Regions from separate parts of the Mus musculus genome. Here region 1 is linked to region 2. A link is a loop called in an ENCODE intact Hi-C map of the cell type or tissue named here. Cell type or tissue: heart. All regions are shown on one strand. Each heading gives the region's core, and the rest is flanking DNA. Links, peaks and the distances in the headings are about the cores only.

What was found. Peaks named below come from ENCODE experiments on the same cell type or tissue, not always from the same donor. Only the 100,000 strongest peaks of a DNase experiment are listed, where the experiment ranks them.
Region 1: a loop joins it to region 2, with 2.4 times the contacts of the local background. A loop is called at or near these places in 6 of 42 quality-filtered maps.

The regions. Positions count from the first base shown.
Region 1 is chr4:9,871,444-9,879,782 of GRCm38, forward strand. No RefSeq gene overlaps it. Among named protein-coding and RNA genes, the nearest start is that of Gdf6, 31 kb to the left of the region's middle. In heart, for the core only: a CTCF peak has its summit at 3,569 (motif pointing right); a DNase peak (open chromatin) is centred at 3,438; H3K4me3 peaks cover 847 bases; H3K27ac peaks cover 236 bases.
Region 2 is chr4:10,145,856-10,154,194 of GRCm38, forward strand. It overlaps Gm35008 (a long non-coding RNA gene), which reads left to right and starts at 1,757. Exons shown (of 3, transcript XR_390388.2): 1 at 1,757-1,832; 2 at 7,279-7,414. In heart, for the core only: a CTCF peak has its summit at 4,855 (motif pointing left); a DNase peak (open chromatin) is centred at 4,276.

The DNA.
Region 1 (8,339 bases), core at 127-8,126, 270 kb before region 2:
AGTACCACCTGGGTGACCTTTACACATTACCAAGTCCTGCTGCAGCAAGAGTACAACCTTGGCTATCTCTGGAACACAGCCTCTTTGTGCTTTCAGAAAACATTTCCCAGAAGATGTCACCTCAACGATGCTGGTCTCTTCTTAATCACCGCTAATTTCTTAGCTCCAGCTAACCAGCATCAATTGTCCCAGTAATGCAGTTTTTGCTTTAGTAGTTCTGGTATCTTGTTAATCACAGCTGATTCTTCAGCCCCAGCTAACCAGAACCACAGAATCTTCACAATCAAAAACAGCAATGGCCCTGAAAAGAGTCTTTAATTTTCCCTCTGAAATTTCACAAGCCAGACCTCCATCTTCTGCACTGTTCTCAACATTATCTTCCAAGCTCCTATACAAAATCTGACAGAGCTCTTAACAAGGAATGGATCTTCAAGCCCAAAGCTCCAAAGTCCTTCCACGGTCCTCCCCAAAACATGGTCAGGTTGTCACAGGAATACCCCACTATGCTGGTACCAATTTGTCTTAGTCAGGGTTTCTATTACTGCACAAACATCATGACCAAGAAGCAAGATGGGGAGGAAAGGGTTTATTCAGCTTACATTTCTACATTGCTGTTCATCACCAAGGAAGTCAGGACTGGAACTCAAGCAGGTCAGGAAGCAGGAGCTGATGCAGAGGCCATGGAGGGATATTCTTTACTGGCTTGCTTCCCCTGCTCTCTTATAGAACCAAGACTACCAGCCCAGAGATGGTCCCACCCACAAAGGGCCTTTCCTCCTTGATCACTAATTGAGAAAATGCCTTACAGTTGGATCTCCTGGAGGCATTTCCTCAACTGAAGCTCCTTTTTCTGTGATAACTCCAGCTGTGTCAAGTTGACACAAAACTAGCCGGTACAGGACCAAAACAGAAAAACAAAAAGTATGGATAATAGGATCAAGTTCTTCTGTTTCAAACTGAAACCCTGCAGACAACAGCAAGTTAAACAAAATCCTCTACTCCTCTCATAAAAATAGAGAGCACAGCATAGAGTTTGCCCTTTCACAGTTGCTATGGTGATTTCTTAGTCAACAAAGTATCTTTTTTTTTAAACTAAGTATCTTTTACATTGTTTAAATGACAAGGTTCAATACTCAAGTTTGCAACATAGTCCAAAATAGAGTTCTGGTCATCTCATAGGCAATGAAGTATTTAAGAAAGAGGAAGATGAAAGGCAAGAACAGCACACACCAGCAGCCAGGGAGGACTAGCTGCCTTCAAGGAGCCGTTCTGGAAAGCTCATCATACACACTTCTGTCTCACTGGTTGTCTTTAGTCTTGGGCTACAGAGTGAAGTGGGCAGTGTTCACTGGCTACAGAGAAATAAATGGAGGTTCTATGACCATGAAGAAAAAGAAAAAACGTAAGTGCATGCGTGGAGTGCTGACCATCTGAGAGCCAACAAGAGTAGCATGTATAGCCAGGCTCCATGATTTTGAACCCAAGGCCGCATCCATTTGCAAGTGAGCAGCGGGCCCTCCCTCTTTCTTTCGTTTTAAGTCAGGGTCTCACTAAGATGCCCAGACCAGTTATGATTTACTCCATAGACCAGCATGCCTTGTACTCCCAATCCCCCTGCCTCAGCCACCCAAGTGGCTGGGATGCATGATAGGCCTGGACCATTGCCTGGCCCCACAGTTTGTCAGAAGACAGTTGACATGACTTTTTTCCTGCCTGTATGGGACACGCCAGTGGGAACACAGAGAGAACTGCCAGAAACATGGGAGGGGTTTTTATTTTCCGTAAATCAAATCAGACAAATATATACTCTTCTCAGTTATGAAGATGAATTGTCTTGGATAGTGATTACTGTTGTGCAATGCATCTCTAAGATACCACTTTCTTGAATTACTGGGGAATTATGACCTAAGAAGAGGAGACAGTCCCTGTCACCTGTGCAGAGCTGAGGGTCCATTGCTCATGTGTTTCCAAAGAGCATTGTCAGTGAAAGGGTTAAGGCCCTGGGCCTTCCCCGGGCTAGCAGATGAAAACCAGTAGGCTGGGATATTATTTTTATTGTGTTGACACAGATGCATTTTCTTAAAGATTTATAAGAAAGTTTTAATTTTTAAAAATACTCTGTTCCTTGCTTCCCCAAATTCCATTTAACTTATGTATGTGCCATCTACACTACAGCCTCACAGGGGAGAACAATCATGCAAGAATTCTCTTTACTCTGTGCTTTGACATATACAAGGACCATGGTTACTGAGTCCATAAACCACTGCTTACCAGCAAGTGCTCCCCAAAGGAGCTGATCCTCAGAGAAAACATTGTGGGGTGGGGGATGGGGAGGATGGGTTGTTAAGGCACTAGGCACCCAGGAAGCAGGAGAAAACTACAGACTGAATCTCAAGAGCAGGGAATCCACAATATTACCAGCAACTTTATCTATCTATCTATCTATCTATCTATCTATCTATCTATCTATCTATCTATCCATACATACATACATCCATACATCCATCTATCAATTAATTAATTAATTAGTTATCTATGTATGCATCTGCATATGTATCTATGTCTCTTTCTTTCTCTATCTATCTATCTATCTATCTATCTATCTATCTATCTATCTATCTATCTATCTATCGTCAGTAGTAAGTCTGAAAGAGGTCAACCTCAAATGTCATTCCTCAACCAGATGAATCCATCTTCCCCCTTTAGACAGGGTCTGCTACTGCCCTGGATGCCCATATTAGGTAGACTAGCTGGCCAGGGAACCCCAAGGACTGGAGTTATCAGCAAACAACACCACGTGGCTTTTTCTTTTCTTAAGGTGGGTTCTGTGAATAAAATGCAGGCTTGAGAAGCAGACATCTCCACGACCCTAGCCACCCGTTTATTAATGTACCACATTCAGTGCCCTTCACGCATGCTCCTCCCACCTTCCTCTGACTAACTGTGCTATAGATTCCTGGTTAGAGAAGTAAATACGTTAGAGAAGTCCTGTGGCTACACCATGAGAAAGGCCAAGCTGGCTCTACAGCAGACCACCGGATCCCTACTTCCATGGCCTTCTAACCACCATGTATTGTAGTCTCAAAAGCATCCCCAGATCCATCGCTGATCACCGGCAAAGCCTGGGATTTGCTGGAGGAGAAAAAAAAAAAAATGAGTGCAATCTAAAAGCGCTCCTCCAGTATCTGTTTTGACAGCCAAAATTAATAGTGCACTTTCGGAGTGCTTTTTGGCAACTCTTTCTAATGACCCGAACTGTCGCCTCCTTCCACCGCGGCTTGGCAGGGCTCTGGACCTGGGGCTGACAGCCGGTGGGCGGGAAGGGATCACGGCGGCCACCGCATTGGCTGCGTCCAGCGGGAGAGGGCGCGACTGCTCCCCACACGCAGTGACAGTGAAGAGGATGGGTACACTCGGGCTAGGAAACGCACAAAGCAGATTACAGTAAAGGTGATAATTGGCTTGAAGGGGGGCTGTGCATGCCTTAGTCTTCCAAAGCCGGTGGATCTGCTTGCTTACCCTGTTGCTCCTTGTCAAGGAGGAGACTTGAGCCTGTACCTCCGCGCGCTCTCAGGGTTGGCCAGAAGAGGGAGCAGGTTCGGTGGGGAGAAGGAGTTCTTACCAGAGGCTGAGAATGGCACCCAACTCCCAATCTGCTGACTCTGAGGACTAACAGTTGTTGAAACTAAAAACTATGAGAGAAAACAGAAAATACTGATTTTTGGGTTTGGCAAGCTCTAAAACCATTAAACGATGTAGAAAGAAGTTTTAACTACGTGTACATTAATTACTCGAAAGTTCCTAGCACTCTGATACTATTGTCAAAATACAGTCCCTAACAGGATCCTGCTCACGCAGCCAGGAACTTTCACCTCTCTGTGATGTCTTCTCAGCTCCTGCCATGGTTTGTATGAGCTCCATAAACACTCTACATGTAATGACTTGGTCCCAAAAACCGGGGAGATTGGGTACAGACCTTGAAAAGGTGGACCCTAGTGGGTGTTCTGTTGGTTTGGGAGGTATGTGCTCAAAAGAGATTGTGGGATTGCTGTCCCTTTCTATCAGTCCCTGACTCGAACAGAAAACCTTTTTCTTAGCCACACACAGAGACTAGGATGTGTCACTGCCTTCAGAGGCACAGATTGCAGAGATCTCTTGACACCATGAACCTCTGAAATTGTGAGCCTTCTTTCTCAAAAGAAGAGTTACCTGTAGTCATGCAGATGCTGGAATTTGAAAATACAGAGGTGTGAAGTGAATTCTGTCCACAAGATGCTTAGAGGTTTCAGTGTGAGGGGCATTCTGAGGAACGCAGAAACACCATCTCCTCCTCCCTGGCATCTCTTCTAAAGAGTGCGGAAGCCGAGGAGCTGATATTCTGCTTTGGGGAGGAGTGTTTGTTCCTTTGAGTCTTCAAAGTCTTGGCAAAAATTCCTAAGGAAGAGACATTTCAGTGTAGGGTTTGATTGTGAGGAGAGAAGTAATTTTGAACTTGGGAAGTGCAGTTGCTCTCTACAGGGAAGGACTGGATAGAGGAAGAGACAGGTTAAAAACAACACCACCAAACATCTCCAACGCTAGGGATCAGGTGTGTGTGTGTGTGTGTGTGTGTGTGTGTGTGTTGTGTATGTGTGTTGTGTGTGTGTTGTGTGTGTGTGGTGTGTGTGTGTATGCCGAGAGAGACCACTGGAAATGTGAGTCATTTCAGGAGTGAGGTAAAAACTAGTGCAATGGAAACTCCCTGGACTCTACAAGGGTAACCCTAGCAAAGACTCCTAGTGATGGGGATACAGAGCCTGAAGCAGCTATCTTTTGTAACCAGGCAAGGCTTCTAGTGGAGGGAATGGGACACCAACCCAGCCACAAAACTTTGACCTACATACAATTTGTTCTGCCTGCAAGATGTGCTGGAGCAAAAGTGGTCCAGAAATTGAGGAAATGCCAATGAATGACAGGTCCAGCTTGAGATCAAAAGCATGACAGGGATTCGAGGCCTGACACTGGCAGATGGCCAGGAAGCGGGGCTGGATGAGCCAGAGATCTAGAATAGAATCAGACACAGTGGGAAGAAAAGAGAAAAAAAGTCAATGAAATGATTACTAATGATATTCTGCTATACTTGTAGACAGGAGCCTAGCCTAACTGTCATCAGAGAGGCTTATCTAGCAGCTGATGGAAACAGTTGCAGACACCCACAGCCAGACATTAGGCAGTGCTCAGGAGTGTTGAGGAAGAGGGTGAGGAAAGATTGTAGGAGCCAGAGGGATTGGGGACACCACAAGAATATGGTTCCATGGAGTCAACCTAAGCAGGACTCACAGGGGTTCACAGAGACTGAACCAGGAATCAGGGAGCCTGTGTGGCCTAGCCCTCTGCCCTGTATAATATGGTTGTGTAGCTTGGTGTTCTTGTGAGATTCCTAACAGTGGTAGCAGGTGTTTCTCTGACTCTTGCCTGCTTTTGGAACCCTTTCCCTCCTGTTGGATTGCCTTGATATGTGAGGATGGGTCTAGTTGTATTGTAACCTGTTACGCCATATTTGATTGACATCCCTGGGAGGCCTGCCCGTTTCTGAAGGGAAATGGAGGAGGAATGGGAGAGGGGAGGCAGTAGGGAGGGACTTCAAGGAGAGGAGGGAGGAGAAATTTTGGTGGGACGATAATAAATAAATGGATAGATAGATAAAATTTAAATCTCCAATATACAGCAGATGGGACAAAAAAATTGTGCCAGGAGGTCTTGGGAGTAAACTCCAGGAGGAGCAATCTGAATCTAAAGCTAAAGCAGTAACAACTTACTGCAAAGTAGTGAGGTCAGAAAGCACACCATACAACAGAAGTGCACTTGAGTGCGGGGCCCTCATATAGGAGAATTCAAGTAACAAGATCATATTTGAGGAGGACAGATGCACTGATTGGCCAGGGAAGTCCCTGGTTCATCTCTCCTGCCCTGGTAAAACTATTAACTGCTCCCTGCTCAAGGATCCTCATTTCATTGAAGAACTGCAGCCACGCCAGCATTAGTTCACCGGTGGCTTGTGGTGAAGAACAAAGGCCTAGAGAAGCAGATGTATGGACTTAAGAAGGGTGGCTGTTAAACAATTAAAGACATGGGAGCAGTGGGTGGGTAGGGGAGCAGGGCAGGGAGAGGGTATAGGGAACTTTCGGGCTAGCATTTGAAATTTGAAATGTATATAAAGAAAATATCTAATAAAAATGTGAAAAAAGAAGCTTGATCACCTTATGTGAGCTCTAAACAGAAAATAAAATAAAATAAAAGACATGGGAACAGCGCAACGTGTCCTACATGAAAATGGCTGCATATGTATCAAAAGATGGCCTAGTCGGCCATCACTGGAAAGAGAGGCCCATTGGACACGCAAACTTTATATGCCCCAGTACAGGGGAACGCCAGGGCCAAAAAGGGGGAGTGGGTGGGTAGGGGAGTAGGGGTGGGTGGGTATGGGGGACTTTTGGTATAGCATTGGAAATGTAAATGAGCTAAATACCTAATAAAAAATGGAAAAAAAAAAAGAAAATGGCTTGTTACGAGGGAGGCCATGTACAACCCATAAGAGAGACCACAAGGAGAAGATAGAAGATGCCAAGTATGTTTGATATTGTTTTCCTAAGGACACAAAATAACTAGCTAATGCTTGTTAGATGGATGATATTGCCCACAGGCATAGGAACTAGAATGGATGTAACTGAAGAAGTGGAGCAACGCCTGAGGACTGGGCTTGGGAACAGAGTTTCCAGGAAGAACACTGTCTAGAAAGAAGCATGGAGGGTTTATGGGTTCTGCCCGCTGTGGTTCAGCTAAAGGAGACAGGCAGGACAGCGGAGAGGGCCGTAGGAAGTGAAGGACAGAACAGAGGAGACACGAACAGTGGAAGAGTGGGGAATATTTAACTTGTGGTTGCAAGAAGGGAGGGCAGGTGGTCATGCCCAGGAGCTTGTGGTCTGGAGGGTGATGACAACCTCAAGCATTTAAAAGAAAATAGCCCCAGGGAGTGGGGAGGTCTGGTAGGGTGTGTGGGGGTGTCAGGGGGAGGGACATTCTCTAGGAGAAGGAGGAGGAGTAATGGGATGAGGAACTGTCAGAGGGCATAATGGGAAGGGCATACTGACTGGACTGTAAAAGAAGATTAAAGATTTAAAAAATACAATTTTACTTTTAATTGTGTGTGTTTGTGTGTGAGAGAGAGATACATACGAGTGCAGGTGCCCTTGGAGGCCAGAGCCATTGTATCCCCCTGTAGCTAAAACTACAGGCATACAGGCATTTAAAATCTGCCAGAACATAGGTGGTGGAGATTAAACTCATGTCTTCTGCAAGAACAGTGTGTGCTTTAAACTGCAAAGCCACTGCTCCAATCCCATCACAAGCTATTTAAAATCAGAGTGGTAAGTAGTAAGAAGGTCTCATCAAGAAGATGTTATTTGGCTTCAAGATGGAGAGAATCATCCCTCTGGAAAGGCTAACACTGCTGTCAAAGCTAGACAGAGGCACAGCATCAGGAGGCTAAACGAGGAGGATCATGGCAAATCTGCCTGGGCCACACAATGGGACTCCGTCTCAAAATATAAAGTAAAATACAAGATCATTTAGTGTCAAAGAATTAAAGAGGAAAGTCATGAAGAAAGAACGAGAAGTTCACAGTTGCAGAAGGGGTGAAAGGGAGAGAGGGGGTGTTGCTCCAGACAGAATGAAGAGTATGAGCGCACACAGGGAGGGACAACCAGAGCCAGAGCTTCCACAGGACTGCAAGAGCAGCGAAGCTGGGTCCACTGCAGGCTGACAAGCAAAGCTGCTGCTCGTGGGTTCTTTTCCATGGTTCATAACTGACGCCATTCAGAAGGTGAGCGTGGGAATGGCTGGGAAAGGCTAGTGGTGGGAGGGTGAACAGTAGGAAGGAGACAGGAGAGCAGAGACAGAGAAAGAGACACAGAGAGACACAGAGAGACACAGAGAGAGGAGGAATAAGAAGAGGAAGAGGACAAGATAGAGGACGAGGAGGGGGAGGAGGAGGAAGAGGAGGAGGGAGGAGAAGGAAGAGGAGGAGGGGGAGGGGGAGGGGAGGAGGGGGAGGAGGAAGAGGAGGAAGAGCACGTTTGGATCCCTCACATGGCAAAATGCAGGCTGGAGAGAGTGGTCAGAGTTCAGGGACACTTAAGAGATCCATTAAATGGCAATTTGGATGCAGAAGGTGAGGGAAAGAGAGTACTCAATTATTTTGACTATGAGGAACTCTTTGGGAGGGCAGTGAAAGGAGACAGCTCCAGAAACAGAACTTCAGGGATGTAAGAAATGAGTCTGATGAAAGAAAGCAGAGACAA
Region 2 (8,339 bases), core at 28-8,027:
TTTGCAAAATGTTTTTAGAAATTATATACTGAACATGAATGTGCACTTTTTCTTGTTACTTTCTAAACACCAAAACATAACAGCTAATTGTGATTACTTACATTATATTAGTTATCATAAATAATGTATAAATGAATAAAAGTTTGTAGAAAGATGTAGGTAGGCTATATGCAAACACTATGCCTTTCCAGATAAGTAATTTGGGACTCTATAAATTTTTGGATTTTTTAGGGTTGCCTTGGAACCAATGACTTCTAGGTGCCATACGCGCGCGCGCGCACACACACACACACACACACAAGATTTTTTTTTTTTTAGTTTTTCTGGCTAATATTCAATCTCTGTGTGTCATACTAGTATTGAATGATCCAAAGACTAAGACATGTTATTATTGTTCATGTTGTTGAAAATATTTTTTATTTCAATTAGTGTGATGTGTGTTAATAAAAGTGCCCTGAAGTTGTTCTCCAGTATCTCCTTTGAAAGACAACCTTTAAAGACTTGAAGTTGGAAAGCTGGGAAGATTTCCAAGCCTCTTTTATTAACCTACACATTTCCTTCGTCTCTACTTGTGTCTCTATAGAAATGTCTACTGTATGTCTGGAGAAAGGATATTATGCTTATGAGTGGCTTCAGAAACATCTTTATTTCTTTTTAGAGCAGAAAATCTAGGAAGAGCTTCTAGTGGCCAGTTCTGAGAACTCAGTTTTGAAAATCAAAATATGTTTTGTCTTGTATATGGAAAGTTGGCCCAATGTTCTGGCGGTTTCTTTTATCACTCTGCTCTAATATATGAGATGCCAGATGCAGTTAGACATAGAACTCTAGACATTGTGACCTGGACTGTCAACTCCTTGTTACCTCATCACTCCAAATAAGGGGCGGGATACTTTTCTTTCCATTGCTGTGATAAAAACCAGAACAAAAAATAACTTGAGGACGAAAGTATATGTTTTATCTTGCAGGTTGTAGTCCACCATTAAGGGAAGCCACAGCAGGAACCTGGAGGCAGAACGGAAGCATAGAGGATGGAGGAACCCTAGTTACTAGCTTACTCCTTCTGATTTGCTCAGCCAGGCCAGTCTGCCTAGGAATGGCACCACCCACAATGGTCCAGAGCATTCTGAATCAATTAGCAATTAAAAACAATACCTCACCAAAGGTCAGTCTAATCTGGGCATTCTTTAATTGAGCCTCCCTCTTCCCAGGTGACTCTAAGTTGTGTCAAATTGATAGTAAAATCTGATTATGACAGGGGCAAGTTTGAATTCTGTTAATAGATGGCTTTATAAATAAACAAATGAAGAATGACCCGGTTCTCTGGTCCAAGTCAACATTGCCTTGGTGATGACAATAGTAGTGAAATCCCCTTGTGTTGGTAAAGAGAGATTTGATTTCAGAGATTTGATAGGAACAAACGTGCTCTTTCTCATCAGCTGCCACGGGTTCCTGCCATTACCACCATGGCAGTCATCCTGGGGTTTCTAAAGGTTTCAGGATAGATGTGAAAGCACACGGAGCCCAGGATGAGTTGGACCTCCTTAACTGCCAGTCAAATTTCAGAGGACTTAAATCATAAGAGCTCACTTTTCCAAAGTGCTGATTCAAGCTCAGTGCCAAGCACTTTACAGACACTTTCACACTAGAGGAACTCTCTGAGAAAGGAGTCGTTGTCCCCATATTGTAATTGAGAGTGTTCAAGAATGAAGGGTAAAATAAGTTGACTGAAAACCCTGTCAACTAAGGATTTGAAACCACCAGTATTCAAACTCAGAATGTTGGATGAAGAGTCTGTCCATGCATGCAAACACATGCTGCAGTGGGAACCACAGGTAAGTCCACCTCCTGGGAAAGAAGGACTGCCTTGCATTGTTGACATGGAGTAATAAAATAAAATCTTTCTCTGTTCCACCTCATCCTATTTTACTCCCAAATCTGAAGCTATTGTAATGGTTAAAGAGTAGGCAAAGAAGAAACTGGACTTAGGTATTTTCCACAGCATCACAATCATAGCAAGAAGTTTAAAGGTACTTAGCATAGCTGTTGTTGCTTTTCTCATTGTTGTGACAAAATGCCCAACAGAGAGAACTTAGGGAAGGAAAGGTTTCTTTGGGTTTACATGGTTCAACTCATCAGGATGGGAACACAAGGTGGTGGGAGCAGCTGGTCTGAGGGTGGGGTGGCTTCTCACATGGCAGCCGTACCCAGAGGCAGGGAAATGACTGCAGGTAGAAGTGGGTACAGCCTTCAGGGATCATCTCTAGTGATCCAAAGATTCCATTGTCCCAGAAAGCACTGCTATCATCCAGGAACCAAGAGCCTAAACAGTTGAACCTGTGGGAGACATTTCATATCTAAACTACAGCAGCAGGTGAGTGGATGCCCCATAGGCGTTGCCTGTGATTGCTTTTGGTCTTTGCCCAGAACAATCCTAACACAATACTGTATTTCTCTGAAGTTTTAGGCAAACGAGTGGGGACGTGACCTATGTACATTTTTTCAGACTATTAAATTATGACGAAATTAGCAGATGAGAGAGAGTAGACAGAGTCTACTCATTTTAGCAAGAGAAGCAGTGAACGAAGAAACAAACAGAACAGTCAGAACCAGGTGATCCTTGTCAGATATGTGAGAAGCTGCGTTACCTCCACAGAAAGCATAGTTTCTGCTCCATGTTAAACTGTCAAGGCTTGTTCTGCTGAGTGGTCCAAGACAGAGGAAAGCCAGTTACACAGGCTGCTCCTGGGGCTGGGCTGGGCTCTCCTGGTTCTCATTAACATTCTTGCTGCCTTCTCATTGATAACGAAATAAAGCCGATAGGATAACTCCCATCTGACTTATAATTTATGGATTCCAGAATCACCACTGTCCTTCAGACATGTAATAACTGTTGATATAGATTCAACATCAATCCATGTGCCAGTTGGGATGCAGGGATATACTAATTGTGGCATCGTGCTCTCCCCTATGGGCTGTTTTCTCAACTCTTAAAGAAATTCACTTACTCAAAAGATATATGTTAAGTATCTCTGTGTCAGCTTCTGGAGAAATGAGCTAGGTTAGGTTAGCATCTACAAAGGAGACGTATGGCTGTGAATCTCCCATGGCTCAAATATCTTGATGCTCTCTGGGGAAGCCAGCAGCATCTCTGTCTACAGACAATGACTTCAGGGGAGTCTTTGTAGGAGAAGACTAAACTGTTTGGAAAGATACAAAGGAAAAAAAATGCAGAAAGCCAGCTTTGGAAATTTAAATGGCTTTTAGTTACAAGTACAGACTAGAGGCATATGTGTATGAATTATAGACAAGATACCAAAAGGAATATTGACTGCCATGCTGAATAATTTCCATGATGTGGGAAGCAGGAGCCTAGGAATGACTTGAAGGAAGGAAGAAACATTGAGGTTAGTATTTAGGAAATTTTCTTCCTAACATTGTGGAGGACCAATGGGAGGATCCACACTAGGAAGAGGAGCCAATTGAGAATGCTTTATTTAACAAAAGGAGGGGCTGCCGGGCATAATGGTGCACACCTCTCATCCCAACACTCAAGAGGGAGAGGCAAGCAGTTTCTGTGAGTTCGAGCACAGCCTAATCTACAGAAGTAGTTACAGGACAGGGAGGGTACAGAAAAACCTTGTCTCTAAAAGGGAGTTGCTAAGAAGGAGACTAAAATATGGAGCTCAGAGAGACAGGGGATTGGTCAAGCTGAGGATGTTCTACCAGGGAATTTCAGGAGCTCTGTGAAGGCCAAGAATATGATATGCTGCAGACATACCTCAGAAGATGGCCAAGTGGCTATAGGATTTGGCATTTAGGGGAAGACTGGCAACCTGGGTGTTCTTAGATTCAGTGAAGGATTGAGCATAGGGGAGACAGTGGAGTGGGTTGCTGTGTAGGTAGGAAGTTAAATGCTGCAAAATTAGTATGGACGTTAATGTGAAAGTGGGTAGTGATTAAAAATACAGATTCTTCTATTCACTTTAAAAAATGAGCAAACAAACAACAATAAAAAGGAATTGTTTCAAGGTGGAGTAGAATCAGCTCCTCTTGGTTTTACTAGTACTGGCTCCTTAAATTTGAAGACATGCTTGCAACTTTAGAAGAGTGGGCCAGCTGGACTCTGCCACCATGACAGTAACTATTTTTTGTCAAGGCCAACAGTCCAGAACATTTTTCTTCCTGTGTCTCTGCATCTCCCTCCTCCTCCATTTTTGAACTTTCCCCTAGTCTGCATGGTTAATGTTGTTGCCTTGACTTATCCCTGGAGACTACTGTTGACAGCATCAGATGCCTCTGGCCCCAGATTTGGTTCTTTTTACTCTGGTCCCTGAATTGTGAGGCTCTGCAAGGCTATCTTCGGTTCCAGTCATTCATGTTTACGTGAACAGTGCCAAGGTCTGAATCTCACTCATATTCATGATCTCCAAAAGCAATGAAAGCTAAGAGAGCAAGTTTCAAAGGTACCCTACCCAGGTGGGAGGGTGGGAAGGTAGGGTGGGTGGTGTCTGATTTTGCCCCTGTCACCTTATGGTTGTGTGACTATAGACAAAAACTTGTTACCTCTCTTTGCCTCAGTTTCTTTATCTGCTCTACACAAACAATCTATGTAAATAATAACAGAATCTACATATACATATTTGAGGAATAACTATGTTAACATGATCCTGAGGCTTAGAGTGTGTTTGGCATATAGTAAACCCTCCTGTTTGTCCTTTTTTTAAAAAAAATTATTAGATATTTACTTTATGTACATTTCAAAAATAAAGTAAATATCCGTTTGTCCTTAAAATAGGGCGAGTTGCCCTGTGTGACAGAAAGGGTTCCTACCTTTTTGCTGCCCTCTGGTGGCTGGTGAACATATTTGGAGCATTGAAATTGACCCTTTGTGTGCTGGATATAATATAGAACTGGCAATGATGAGAATTAATGGCAATCAATATTTGGTTATTCAATTGACTCCTCATAGTACCCATACTGAGATTTGTGGATATTATTACTTTTTGAATAAGAATAGATGCTGAGAAAATATGAGATAAGCTACACACATAATTAAGTATCATAGGAACTAAAGTAAGTCTTATTTATAGCCAGGGACTCAATTTGAAAGAAAAAAAATTATTTGTTTATTTTAAATTCAGTTCAGAGCATATTTTGATCTTGTTTTGTTTCAGTCAATAGTTACATATAACATATAGTTTGGCTTCAAATCATATAGTTCAAATAGTTTCCTTTTCCTCTTGAAAAGTTGGTTCAGTTCATGGTTTACTAGAACATTAAAATTTGGGTTTGGTTCTAGCTGAACACTGATGTGAAGTTAGGTTTGGTTCAAGTCTTTTTCAAATAGTCTAGTGAATGTTAAATTGATGGACATCTTCAGGAAATAGCCAATGCCTAGCAAGAATGCACTGTGCCTGTTTCATCAAAAACATTTCCACAGCCCTCTTGTCTGAACCCGTACGATATCTGGTTCTCTTTAAGTTGGCTGTCCTGAGACAGAATAATAACGCTGAACATAGTAGTGAGTGGTAGTTTTGCAACACTGACAAATGATCTCATTTTGCTGGACTGACTTCTAAACTTGAAAATTCATGAATTTCATCACACACTCATTCCAAAGGCTTACACCTCACAGATGGATCGAATCTCAGGGCCCCATGCTTCATGTGCTTGCCTTGTTTCTGTGTGGATGTGAAGTGTGTGATTTTGCTGTTTTGAATATTAATGATATCTCAGTGCTAAGTTAGTCATTTTTTTTTTTGGAAAGATTTTCTGAATTCTGAGGTTCAACTTTCATTATATTCCAAATCTAAGAGAGAAGTATCTTTCCAGGCTTAAATTGCAAATATAATACAGCATGTGGCAATGTGTTTATAACTAAATCAGTTGAGGCATATCCATGTGACCGAGCAAAGGAAGCCCGACCAAGATCCCGTTTGCACTAGGATTTGTTGGCGAGAACATCAACAAATAGGAATTTGCAATCAGCATAGGCTGAAGTAGACTCTTCAACAAGCCCTGACTGTCACATCTATGTGAGCCATCACCTCATTATGTGGGTACTACAGTCTTCTCATTTAATTTTTTTCTTTCTTTTTTTTAATTAGGTATTTATTTCATTTACATTTCCAATGTTATCCCAAAAGTACCCCACACGCTCCCCCACCCACCCACCCACTCCCACTTCTTCGCCCTGGAGTTCCCCTGTACTGAAGCAGATAAAGTTTGCACAACCAATGGGCCTCTCTTTCCACTGATGTCCGACTAGGCCATCTTCTGATACATATGCAGCTAGAGACACGAGCTCTGGGAGGTACTGGGTAGTTCATATTGTTGTTCCACCTATAGGGTTGCAGATCCCTTTAGCTCCTTGGTTACTTTCTCTAGCTCCTTCATTGGAGGCCCTGTGATCCATCCAATAGCTGACTGTGAGCATCCACTTCTGTGTTTTCTAGATCTCGGCATAGTCTCACAAGAGACAGCTATATCTGGGTCCTTTCAGCAAAATCTTGCTAGTGTGTGCAATGGTGTCAGCATCTGGAGGCTGATTATGATGGATCCCCGGATATGGCAGCCTCTAGATGGTCCATTCTTTTGTCTCAGCTCCAAACTGTGTCTCTGTAACTCCTTCCATGGGTGTTTTGTTCCCAATTCTAAGAAGGGGCAAAGATTAACACAAATCTAGAATATCAAAAATGAGGATTTAAGTATGCATAAATCCAGCTTAATCATGTAACTATCATGGTGAATTTTCATGTAGTTGGGCATTGAGTTCAAATACAAATTAAGATCAAGGCAGAATATTCAGACACCAAGCAGACTAATGAAAGTCAGGACATATGCACTGCCCCGGAGTCAAGAGCCGTCAAGGGTCAGAACCTTTTCATGTAGATGAAAACCAGAGAGAGGAGGGAACTGGCCCAATGATAAAAGAAGAAGAAAAAAGGACAAGACAAGTGGCTTGAAGAACTCTAACTCAAAGCCATAAAGAATACTGATGAAGACTCCATCAAACTGTGAAGGGATCATCCACACTGATGGCAACCAATCTACCATCAGGTTCTTTGTTTTAATTCTGAAACAGAGCCTGCAAGTCCATCCTGCCTGAGCTGCTGTGCAGGCCAGGAGTAAGAGATGCTTCACAATATTCACAGAGCCCCAACCACTTCAGTTTTGTCATCTGCCATTTAATCTAGTTGCCCACTTCAGGGAGCTTCCTGTGTAGCTGCTCTGCTGAGATGACCACATGTGCACTTCTTTCCCTCCCTCCCCTCTAAGGTGTGCCGAGCTCCTGGCTTCCAGACAGCAACTTTCTTCTGTTACAGCGTTCTAGCTGCTGAAACATCCTTTTGTTGCAGGGCCGAGATTTTATATCTTGTTCTTCGTTTGCCTCTGTGGCCACAGAAGATTACAGGTATTCTTTTATCTCTACATGAGAATAGTGGAAGTGTTTTTAAGAGATGTAAAAATATTTAAAAGATGACCCAATAATGAAGTCTTCCAAACTATGAGAAAGAGAAAAAGAAAGGAAGAAACAAAGACAGAGAGAGAGAGAGAGAGAGAGAGAGAGAGAGAGAGAGAGAGAGAACAAGCAATAGACACAAGATTTATTAGAAAGAATCTTGTAATAAGAGATATCATGCCAAGGTAGCCTAGTATGCCCACCTTTTCTTCCACCCAGAGGAAAGATACCTTCCCAGCTATTACAGCCAAGCCAAGCTTAAGTAATATCTTCTCCTGTCTTCTGAGCTGTGCAGTGAATGGCACTGCCATTTTTGAAATTACTTTTGTGGTAACAAGGCAGTATTTCTCAAAAACAAATACATTAAGAAGAAGAAGAAAGATAGCAAAGGATAACAAGAGTGGTAGAAATAAAAGTGGTCTACTAAATCTCTAAAAGGAGAACTAGAGAAATCCAAGCTTTATTGAGCTCCTGCTGTGGGTGCTTTAATCAGCATGGTAATTTAATAAGCAGGCGTGTGTCTTGAAACATTTGGTGAGTGAAAACACTGAGGTTCAGAACGGCCTCAAGTGCATATAGTTACATTCACTGTTAGTTCTATGGATTGAATGGTTCTGTCTTCTCAAAAACAAAAAAACAAAGCAGCAAAAACAAAACCTATTGAAATTGAATCCATACAGTAACATTATTAAGAGGTGTCACAGGTTAGGATTGGAGTTCTCATCAATGAGATCAGTGCCTTGTAAGGAGCTGGGGTAGAAAGGGTAGAGAGAACTATGTAAGTAACGTGTGAACATAGCATCTGTTCCCTCTCGAAGCTTCCAAGGTAAGTAACATTATGATAGCAACAAACTGTAAACCTGTGATGCCTTGATCT